2 separate regions of the Mus musculus genome follow, and region 2 is linked to region 1. The links are chromatin loops, found by intact Hi-C in ENCODE. Cell type or tissue: left cerebral cortex. All regions are shown on one strand. Links, peaks and the distances in the headings refer to the core of each region. The heading gives the core; the rest is flanking DNA.

Region 1 (5,373 bases), core at 177-5,176:
CAAATAGGACTATTTAAAGTAAACACACCAAGTGCTAAGTGTAGGGTCTCAGTTAAAGTTACAACTGATTTTGGCTTTGAGACTTTTGTTGTTTTTTGTGGGTTTTTTTTTCCCCCGGTTTTGGTTTTTATTTCCTCTCTTTTCAAAACAGATGTATTATTTAGAATCAAGGGTTAAAAATTCATTTGGGAATATACATTTAGGAGAAAGGACTACTTGCTAGCAGGGCTTATTCTCAAAGGGTGGGTCTCCTGGAGCCTGCTGGCCTTCCTGAAAGATCTGGGGAAGTGTCTCTGAAAAATCACCTCTGCCTGTAAGCTGTTATTCATTGGCCCTGGTCAAAATGAATATTCCAAATATCTCAAAGCCAGCACTGTTGCCGCTTCAGTGAGAGGGAGAACAGTAAACCTTGAGACTGCAGAGAAGTTAGAATTCAACATCCTGATTTTAATGCTGCTACCAGCATGGGAAGCAATAAACAATTTAAACAGGCAAGCCTAATGTTCTCTTATCACTGCAAACACACACCCCCCAAATGCATTTGGGGTCTCTACTACACTGCTGGTGAAAACAGTCATCAAGATTATGTTTTCAAAATTATGTGTAAGTGGGTACCTTTTGCAAGTCAGTGAGAATTTCTTGCATAACTGAAACATGCAATTCAAGACAAAAGCTTTGCAGTACCACATCCGTTGCAGCCTGAAGCCCTCTATGCTACAGATTCCCAATAAAACGTTAGCAATTATTTTTCCACATGTAATCATTATATCATCGTAGGGGGGTGAAAAAACCTGAAATTCAGGTTCTTAAGTGGGTGTGTTCTAACAGGAATTAAAGACATTTGGAGAAATTCCAAGATTATACTCCTTTAAAGTCACTTCTTCATCCCAAAGCTACTTAGGCTAATGGCAAAGTACCACTCACTAACATTTATGAAATCAATATTCCCATTGTGTTCAACCCTCCAGCCACTTGCCATCCACACCACACCCGCCTGCTTAGAGACAGCCGTGGAGACCCAGAAGCGAGTCCTCCGCCCACCCTGGCCCACTAACGAGCCAAGGAAGTCGCCACTAGCCAGGCGCAAGGCTGTGAGACACACAACCCTGCTGAGGTGGCCTGGACACCCACCTTCTGAACTTGGGGCGGCCCTGACTCACACCCTGTCACATGGCGCGGGAGCCAGGCTGAAGAGCCACCGTTGCCAGGTGTTCAGGCTCGGCACGACCGTTTATTTGCCTTGCAAAGTGACCCGAGCGCTCCTGTGCCATTGGGGGGAAGGCCGGCAACCTCCAGGCCTCTCCTCCCTCACACGCCCACACCCGCCCTGTCACCGGTCCTCCTCACCTGAGTGGGCAGCAGGAGTTCCCCTTCTTCTGCCTGCCACAGCTCCACCACGTTCGGCAAGGGCTCAAACGCTGCACGGACACCAAAAAAACACACCGCGTTTGTAATGCACGGCAAAGAAACGCTTCCTGTTTCCTCGCCCGTCCCCTCGTGCCAACCGCCTGCCCCCAAACAAGTCTCCTTCTCCCCTCGCAGGGCAGGCCACCCGAGGGGTGAGCCGAGGATGCAAATACAATGCCCAGCCGGACCCCGGGGTCCAGAAGATGAGGGCGTGCGGGCTTGGTCAAGACCAGGGCATGAGGCCGCCGCACCAAGCACGGCGCGACCCCCAAGCCACCGGGCTGGGGGAAACAAAGCTGCAGGAAGCCGGGCGCGGCGAGGCACCCGCGCGCCACACAAAGCGGGGGATGCGCCCGGGGCGCAGGGGCCCGCGCACAAAGGCTCCGGGGCGTGCGCGGCTAGCGGTCCCTGAGCCCCACGCTGCCCGCTCCTGGCCCGGCCTAGAGTCGCCGAGGGGACGCTGCGGTCGCAGGGCTGCAGCAGCCCGTCTTCCCCAGCCGCCCGAGTCCCCTTCCTCCGCGAACCCTCACAGATTTCAACAGTTCCCTAAAAGAAAGGGGGGGCGGGGCGGCGGGGACAGCCAGCCCCGACGACGGGCTGACCTTGTCCCTGAGCCCCTCCCGGACGGCAGCAGGACAGCAGGACCTGGAAGACGCCCAGCAGAAGGTTCACGGCAGCGGCCGTGCGGCGGTAGGCGCCGGACTGCGGGCGCCGGAGCCCCGCCATGCTGGTGCTCGCCGCGCTCGCTCGCAGCGATCTTGTTCTCTTGTTTGGTGGCGCCGCGGCCGCCAGGCCGCGCCCCGGGCCCGCCCCCGCGCCCTGGCCCCGCCCCGCCTCCGGGCCCGCCCCCCGCTGTTGGGCCCGCCCCCGCAGCTGTTGGACTGCTGCTCAGCGCCGGCGCGCCGCTTGCTCCCGAGCGCGTGTGCTCCGCAGATAGAAGGGGATGGAACGCGGCGGGGAGCGGAGGGACGAAGACAATGCGAACGCTCACAGCGCGCAGCACGTGCCCGAGGGCCCCCAGAAGCTTGACTCTGGGGGCTGGGGCTCGCGGCCCACGGGGAGAGGGTGTTGTCGTGAACTTTCATGAGGTTCTCTTTGTCGATGACACCCGGGCCACGGTGGGGGCACTAACCCCCCGGGGGGAGGGGTCCTGGGAATGAATCGTAGCCCAGCGCTTGGCCTTGAACAGGATATTAGTGGAAATATTGCTGTGGTTGTCAGGAAACGCGAGTGCAGCCGCACAGCTACTGCCTGTTATGCAGCGAGGATATCCGGTGGCTGCGAGGTCTGTAATTTAGAATAAAAAGCTCTCCCAACACCCGAGAGGCTGACCTCAGCGCCGCGTGGCGGTAATGCGCTCAGCGCCCTCTGTGGAGACGGTCCAAATCCTGACAGGTGGGAGAGCTTAGGTTAGACCTTCAAGAGCCCTGCAGATGGACCTGCAGAATCAGACTGCAAAAGTGAGCCAGCCACTTGCTAAACGTAGTTGAAGTGGAGGGCACAGATCGCCTGCCAGTTAACAATATTAATAAGTAGTGTAAGTCATACTTGGAAATTTATTTTCTGCCTCTGTTTTTTTTTTTTTTAAGTTGATTTGCTGTGTGCAGCAAACGTAGCTCGTATGAAACTCAGAGACTGTGAGCTTCAGGAAGTGATGGTGTACACCTGTCTGCTTACATTGATCTTCTGTTTAATTGCTTCTGGAGCCTTCCAGTCTAGACTATGGGAAAAAATGTAGTCTCATAGCAGGTCAGATGTTGGTCAAGGACAATATGAATGATGGATGCTCTCTTCATAATACCATACTGTGAACCTAATCTCTTTGTCTGGATGTAACTCTAAATGAGGTTAAACCACCTGATTTCTTTGCCATACTTAACACTTGATAAAAGCAAATGTCCACATGGAAATGTCATTTTGCTTTGTCCAACTTGAGCAGCTCCAATTATTTCTTACTCCCCCCCCCCCCAGATTGCTTGGGTGCATCCCTGGCAAGGATGTCCTGTCCTATCCCATTGGACCCTTTTTTTCCTCTTCATTTCACTTCTCTGGGTTTCTATTTGCCCCTCGGATACTGAAATTCCCTCACTGCATTCAAGGGTCTCAGAAAATCGATGGTATGTCCCGGCTATCGCATGCAAAGCTCTTGGTTCAGGTCACAGTACCACAAAACCAACACATGTTTCAGCCCACACTAGGTGTTTCAGTTTTTACTATTTATTATGTAAATATTAAATGTTAATTTTAATGTTAATTAATTTTAAACCCATACTAAGAAAACAAGCAAATATTGACAGGTATAATTTAAAAGTCATGATGCAAAACTCCACCGATTTTTAAATTATTTTACCTTTTTACTAATAAAATCTCACATTAAAAAAGTATCACACTCTCAAAGAGAACTACTTAAAAGACTGAGGAATATTACCGTAGGCCATATTTGAGTCTGCTCTCATTTATTCTCCTACCAAAGGTTTTCCAGGGCAGACTGCTACTTCCGTGTTGGGTTCTTTACAAAGTGGGTAACTGACCGTTATTCACGAAGCCAGAAGCGTGTATCTGCAGTGCCACGAGACTGGAGAAGGATCCAGGACCACACAGCTGTCTTCTTAGATAAATCTGACCCACTTGGCCTTCTCTGGAGGGATGTTTCGTGCTGACTCACGAGCAACAGGAAGGTATGGTCCAATAAGCAGCTCCCATGTTTCAAGGTAAAATTGTTTTCCAAAGACAGCACCTATGTATTTGTGCTGTGTTCCTGCTATCCCTGTTAATGACAGAGCCACAGACTGTTAGAGCTGAGAAATTGAGGAAAATCTTTATTCTTTTTATTTAGCTTCTGTTGTTGTTGTTAAATCTATGTCATAAACTAAAAACAAAAAGCAAAACACAGTAACAAAAAGCTCACCCTCAACTCTGTCTAGTGGCCCAGGCCTATGAACTCTGGTTAACAGTGCTGAGGCAGGAGAATAGAGAACTCTCCAGGCCATCCTAGGGGCAGCAGAGGACATGTAAAGACCACCTAGGCAACTTTATGAGACTCTACCTCAACATTGAAAAGGAAAAGAAGGCTGGGGATGTAGCTCAGTAGCGCCACCCTTGCCCCATTCACAAGACCCTGGCTTTGATCCTCAGCACCACAAAACCACAATGACAATATCAGTTCTTATTTTAAAACATCCATGATGTTAACAATGTTTTTTAACTTTTTTTTTTTAGAGTACAGATGAAAAGCGAGTCTATACACAAATTGTATCTTGACACATCCTATATAAATTTGACTCAAATGGTAAACCCAACAACCCTAATCTAGAGAAGACTAGCCATGCTAAGTCCCAGGAAGTACTGTGGAGATGAGGTGAGATAAGGCATGCTAAACATCTGCCATTAGGTACTCAAGAAATGCTAGAAATTGTACTACAATTTATTCCCATTGTGGAGGTGTGGCATACCTATAAAGTGTTAAATTTGATACTAATAGGCAAATGTGTGAATTAGCTGTTGATTAACATTTCATTTATCATTCCAACCTTGGAATAATTCCTATACATGGAGCAACCTTCTGCTGGCCCATCAATCAGTCTTAGGCCTCACCCCAATGAAATAAGACCAAGAGTTTCACTAAGCCACTGGTATCTAAGCTTCAGCTCTGACTAGAAGGAAATTCCCACAAATAGGGTCGAAACCTACATTCCTGGTATGCAAACTGATTCCTTGATTCAAAGGCACTTTTTTTTTTTTTGCTACACCATTTTTTTAGAATTATTTTTACATTTATTTATTGAGTATGTCGGTGCGATTGTATGTGTGGAAGTTAAAGGATAGCCCATAAAATCATTCTTTCTTTCTACCATGTGGGTCCCAGGACCCGAACTGTGGGTCATGGTTAGAGGTAATAGCCCTTACCTGATGAGCTACTTCATTAGCCACTTGCTATAACTTCACCCCATCTTACCTCCTGAAGCC
Region 2 (5,373 bases), core at 183-5,182, 120 kb before region 1:
ACTGCTGTCAGTGGAGATCTGCCCTGAACTGGGAAGGGGCTGCAGGAACACGTACCTGGAGGCCTGGGCAGAGGCCCTTTTCTTGTTTCTCCTACAAGGTCGGGTTTTATTCCAGTTGAGGGCTTGTGTGCTTCCTTCTCTCCTCTCCTGAAGCTTCCTCTTCCTGGAAGGATCTTCCTGCTGAAGAGGAGGAAGGAAACATTTGTGCTTTCAAGACACTATCTGAAGAGAAACTCATGACTGCCTTTAACTCTGGAGGACCAACTGTCTGCATCCAGAACGCCTCGGCTCTGCACACTCGAGACCGGCCTTTCTCTGTCTCTGCTTTGTTCTTTCTCATTCTTGTGTCTCTGCTTTCTCTGTCTGCCAAAGACAGAGAAGAAAAAGTAATTGTTGCTTATAAAACCTCCAAGGGGCTGAGAGGGAGAGATCTGCCAGTGCTATCCAGGTGGCTGCGCTAAACCTTCTGCCTCCACTTGGTCATTTGGTGTCTGACTGAATCAACTGCCCGAGCAGAATCCAAATGACCCGGGAAGGTAGGAGCTGCATCTCTACTCTAACTCGCCTGAAATGAACTTTTCACGAACAGCCAGACCACCAGAGAATGTTCTAAACTAGGTACAGCTTCTTGGGTAAATGAAGTCAGAACATGTTTCATGTGCAAATGTGGTTATGAAGAACTTAATCCAGTGTACTGACAGTTACAGGTACATGCGCTACATAGACACACATTTAAAACTTTGTCAGGTGTGGTCTATACATAGGCTCAGTTGGTGGCCATGGGATGGTCCCTTAAGTTAAGGTCCTTTAACGCATCTTCCCCATCCTCTAGGGTGTGCGCCAACCCCTCCCCCACTCCTTCCCTACTCCCCTCTTCAGCAGAGCACAGGCAAAGAGAGTCAGGCTTAACAACACTCCTGCAGCTCGGAAGGACTTGCCTCCTCCATGGTCTTCACAAATACAAAGATGTACCCCACACCAGAGACCCTGGACCCCTGGACCAGAGCTTCTCTATTGCTTTAGACTTCTTTTGTGAACAAAGCAAAGGTTAGTTCATTTCCTTTGTGGTGGCCCAGAAATCAGAGGAGGAACCCTTGGCAAGCTAACAGACATCTGGCTAACGGGCCTTGGAAGGAGAAAGAGGGAAGCTTGTGTTCAATTCCCTACTTGTCCTCAGTCCAGGCTATCAGAGCCTCCTGCATGTGTAACAGGAAAAGGCAGAGAATTTAGGTCACACAGGCAGGGGGGGCCATGGAGTTTTGCTTTCTTTTTATATTCTTTTAATCCTCCCAATATTAAATACATGATTTTTTTTTTTTACTCTAAATGTGTTTAAAAATATTGTAAGTCCCACACAGAAAGACCCGTTCTCCAGGCTTCTGTCTGATGGTCCACAGACAGGCACAGAAGAGACTACTCGGGCAGAACCACGGCTGCCAGCAATCACCGTTGTTTGTCACTAATTGCTGCTGGGGGAACTTTGTCTGTGTCCACCTTGACTGTAAGAGCCAACAAAGGCTTGTCAACTCATGCACTAAAGCCTTGCTGTCCAAGAACAAACACAGGTCAAGTGTTGGTCTTTAAATGGGGTCAGAGAGTGGGGGCTGGTCAGTGGTCACTAACATTTGTCTGCCTTTCAGAAATCAGCATGGTTGGAACAAACTGTCAGCCTGCACAACTGAGAGGTTTGTTCCAACCATGCTGATTTTGGATGGGTGTTTAAAAAAAACTTCCCTCTACCACTTAACTTTACACACGTACAAAGTGGAGGAAAATCATCTTTCCCTAGATAAAATAAAAAGATAACACAACTGTTTCCACCCAGAAGTAGTCCTGGATCCAAGTCCCATCACCCAAATCAACAACAACACCCCCAAACCAAACACCCTTGCTCATCTATCACATGTCCAATATTTTGCTAACTGGCCTAGGGGTATAGCTCAGAGGTAGGGCATGAGCTTATTAGCATGTGGGGGCCTTGAACCCAACAACAGAAGATTGTTGACACAAATGATGCTTCAGGGAGAATGAGGCCAGCTCATTCAACTGCCACCCAGGAGAAAGTCACCTGGAGTCACCCTCCTGGAAGGCAGCCTGACAATGAGGAAGCTGAACCAGTCAGTCCTGCCTGCAGCCATCACGGTGAGTCAGAACGAATCATTCATCACAGAGTTATTTATGAAGTGAAGAGGAGAGGCAGCCTGCAGAAGGAGGATGGAGTAGCATCTTCCCACTCAATACTCAACCACATGAGAAAATCAGGATTACAACTTCCATATACACGCAGTAATAGTTACTCTTAACTATCTTACACTAAAAAAAAGCTAAAGATCTCATTCAAAAAACATTACATTTTAGATACATAATACATCTCTCCCCCCTTTCCTTTTAATGTTTCTGTGATCAAAATTGCTTTTCTAAAACAAACAAACAAACAAAGCATTTAAGAGAAAATAAAAACCCAGAGCTAAGGCTTAGTCTATGGCTTCCAAGCCAGGTCTTCACCCTCCTTGTCAACAGAGAGAGCTAGTTGTCTGTGCACAACAGATTTATAGAAGCTATGAAGTCAGGCACTAAGAATGAGCAAGAAAAAAACCCTGCAAACTGCATGCACACAGTGCTCACCGAGGGCTGCTCCCTGAGTGACTCTCTCTAATGGACAGTGTGGTGCAGAAAGCTTCCACTGACCTGAAGGAACAAACCCACGGAATCAGGACACAAACACCGAGGCAATGACCAAGGTCAGCCACATGATGGCACCAGAATATCTACCTTGCAACCAAGGGCACATCCTTGGGTCCCAAAGTCCATTCTGAATTCCCCAAATCTTTGGTCCTGCAGTCTGCTAAGCAAGCTGCCAACACTGCGTGCAGATGGCTGAAAGCTGCACAGACCCAGAGTGTATGCAGGCACAGGACTGATCAGGGGCCAGTGAAGTCCTCAAATGATTTGATGGTTGAGATGAATGGGAGAAAATATCAAACCAAAACAAAAAACAAAAAAACCTCATAATGAAGGGGCAGCATACACAAGGCTCATCTGGCCCAAGGCTCATCTGGCACGGTGTAGGGTTCTGGTACATGTGTGTGGCAGAGGGAGCCAGCAGCATCACCTCTGCCTCTCAGGGCGACATGAGACCACAGGAACCTTGGCGTCATTGGCTCCATACTCAACTCCAAAACGTGGTTTCTGCGTCCCTTCCTGCATCTGTTCCTCTGCCTCGCATGCACCCCTACATCACCCAGTACTTAGATTCAGGCCACACCTTTGCTCATGCCGTAGAGAAAGTGTGACTGCAGACCTTGATTGTCACTCTGACCTACGTCTGGGATCAACTGAAGCCACAGAAGTTGGGCACACCTGTGAGGGATTTTCTTGATTGGATCACGTTAGGTAGCATCCCCTAAATCTGGGCCCTGCGATGACAGCCCACATAAAAGGACACGGGGAGAGGAAGCTCTTGCTCTCAATCTTGCTGCTGAATTCGTCTATTCAGACGCTATGCCCGGTATTAAATTCAACTCCTTCAGGATTCCAACACAGACTGAAAACCAGCAGCTGTCAAGGAGTCCTCTGGGACCCCAGCACTAGATTGGGACAGCAGGGATATTCACTCTCATGGACTAAACAACTCCAGGATTCTCAGACTGCACTGTGACACAGCCCTTGTTGGACTATATAGACCACATCTGGTAAGTCAGTCTAAATATAAACATATACTATATATGTGTATACATATGCATGCATGTGTATATATTCATATCCTCATTTTATCAGTTCATATATATTCATAATACATATATGTATACATACATAATGCATATGTGCATATGTATATAGAGAACTCTGAGTAATAAAGTCAGGCTACTACAGGTCCAGCTCCATAGAGGTAACCCCTATTCCTAACTCCTGCCTGGCAGTCCCAATATGGAGAGCTCAAGAGCCTTCCTGCCCATGTTTCCCTGTGGGTGCCTGCCTTTCAACCAGATGGGCTCCCTAGACACTCCCAGCTGTCGGCCCTGTTGGGTCCTTTTGGAGATTCTGCAGTGCTTGCTGCCTGCCTTCTTTGACCTTTCTGTGTGCTATGCTTGTACAAGATGCTACTCCCTCCAGGGCTTTCCAGAACCCTGTAGGCCAGCCTTAGTCTTGCTGCTTGATTACATCCACGTTCCTGTGCCTTTATAAATCCACTGTGAAATGTCTATGGTTTACATATTTACAGTACTTCCATTTAATTTAAGCAAGAGTCATGCTTCTTATGTAAGGTTGAACAGCCTGGAATATAGAAATAACCAGGCTCACTGACTATCTCATAAACCTTCCTTCTGAATATTTCTCCATGAGGTAGATGTGTAGGCTTACACATACATAAGGTGACAGGACAGGAAATGGATAAGGTGACATTAAGACAATTAGTTCCTTTTAGATCAAACATTATGGTCCAATTTTATAAGAATCTAATTTTTTTTAAGTAACCAAAGTAGAACCAAAGGAATTATCAACTTTCTAACATTTTTTCTGCATTATATATTAGTCATTAAAGATCTCTTTAAGGGCCAGACACTGTGGCATACGCCTTTAATCCCAGCACTCAAGAGGCAGAGGAAAGATTTTGAGGCCAACCTGGTCTACATAGTGAGTTTCAGGATAGCCAAAGCTATGAAGAGAGACCCTGTCTCCAAAACAAGACAGCTAAGAAACAGATTGCTGGGGTGTATCCTAGTGGTTCTTATCATCCGTAGGCTCTGGGTTTGATCTTCAGTGCCACAGGGACAGACAAACAGACTCACACACAAGACTGCCCTCTACCTGGAATGATCACAGTAAAAATTTCCTCCCACCTGCCTTTGACTATCCCCACTTTCCAAGTGTTTTAGATATTACTCTATCTTCAGTAATACCTCTTAGATATTACTATATCTACTAGGGTTTTTAGTATTTGCAATCTGGTTTTATTGTTTTAGTTTTAGTTCTGGATATAAAATAAGCCGATGTCAATAACAGACCTTTAATGCAACTTCTGCAACCCTAAACCTTCACGTCTACTTGGTGGGTTGTCATTCACCTGGTTTCCTCAGGACAAGTTTACAGGCTCATTTTCATTTAAAAATGTCTGCTGTAATTGCATCTCAACTTGACAGGACAAATAGTCTTTGCCCACATTTTCCTTCTCTCAATGACACCTCAATGTTGTGGGCGGTCCTGATGCTGCTTGAATTCTGATGTGGCCTTCGGACAAGCAGTCTATCACATACTCTGGATCTCATGTGAACCTTCTCCCATTTATTGGTCAATAAAAGCTAGAACCTGTGACTGGGCAGTGGAGGGGAAAGGTGGGATGGGAGGCCTTGGAGAGTGGGGGCAGGCAGGTAG

The links. Peaks named below come from ENCODE experiments on the same cell type or tissue, not always from the same donor. Only the 100,000 strongest peaks of a DNase experiment are listed, where the experiment ranks them.
Region 2: a loop joins it to region 1, with 3 times the contacts of the local background. A loop is called at or near these places in 1 of 42 quality-filtered maps.

Annotation. Positions count from the first base shown.
Region 1 is chr3:84,037,968-84,043,340 of GRCm38, forward strand. It overlaps Tmem131l (transmembrane 131 like), which reads right to left and starts at 2,194. Exons shown (of 35, transcript NM_172681.4): 1 at 2,010-2,194; 2 at 1,348-1,418. The coding sequence starts at 2,133. Gm30352 (a long non-coding RNA gene) reads left to right here and starts at 2,254. Exons shown (of 4, transcript XR_867387.3): 1 at 2,254-2,944; 2 at 3,881-4,085. In left cerebral cortex, for the core only: CTCF peaks have their summits at 2,020 and 2,756; DNase peaks (open chromatin) are centred at 659, 1,119, 1,504, 1,960 and 2 more places; H3K4me3 peaks cover 2,442 bases; H3K27ac peaks cover 1,954 bases.
Region 2 is chr3:83,913,209-83,918,581 of GRCm38, forward strand. Tmem131l (transmembrane 131 like) reads right to left here. Exons shown (of 35, transcript NM_172681.4): 27 at 56-180. Among named protein-coding and RNA genes, the nearest start is that of Tlr2, 74 kb to the left of the region's middle. In left cerebral cortex, for the core only: a CTCF peak has its summit at 2,749 (motif pointing right); DNase peaks (open chromatin) are centred at 2,140, 2,746 and 4,050.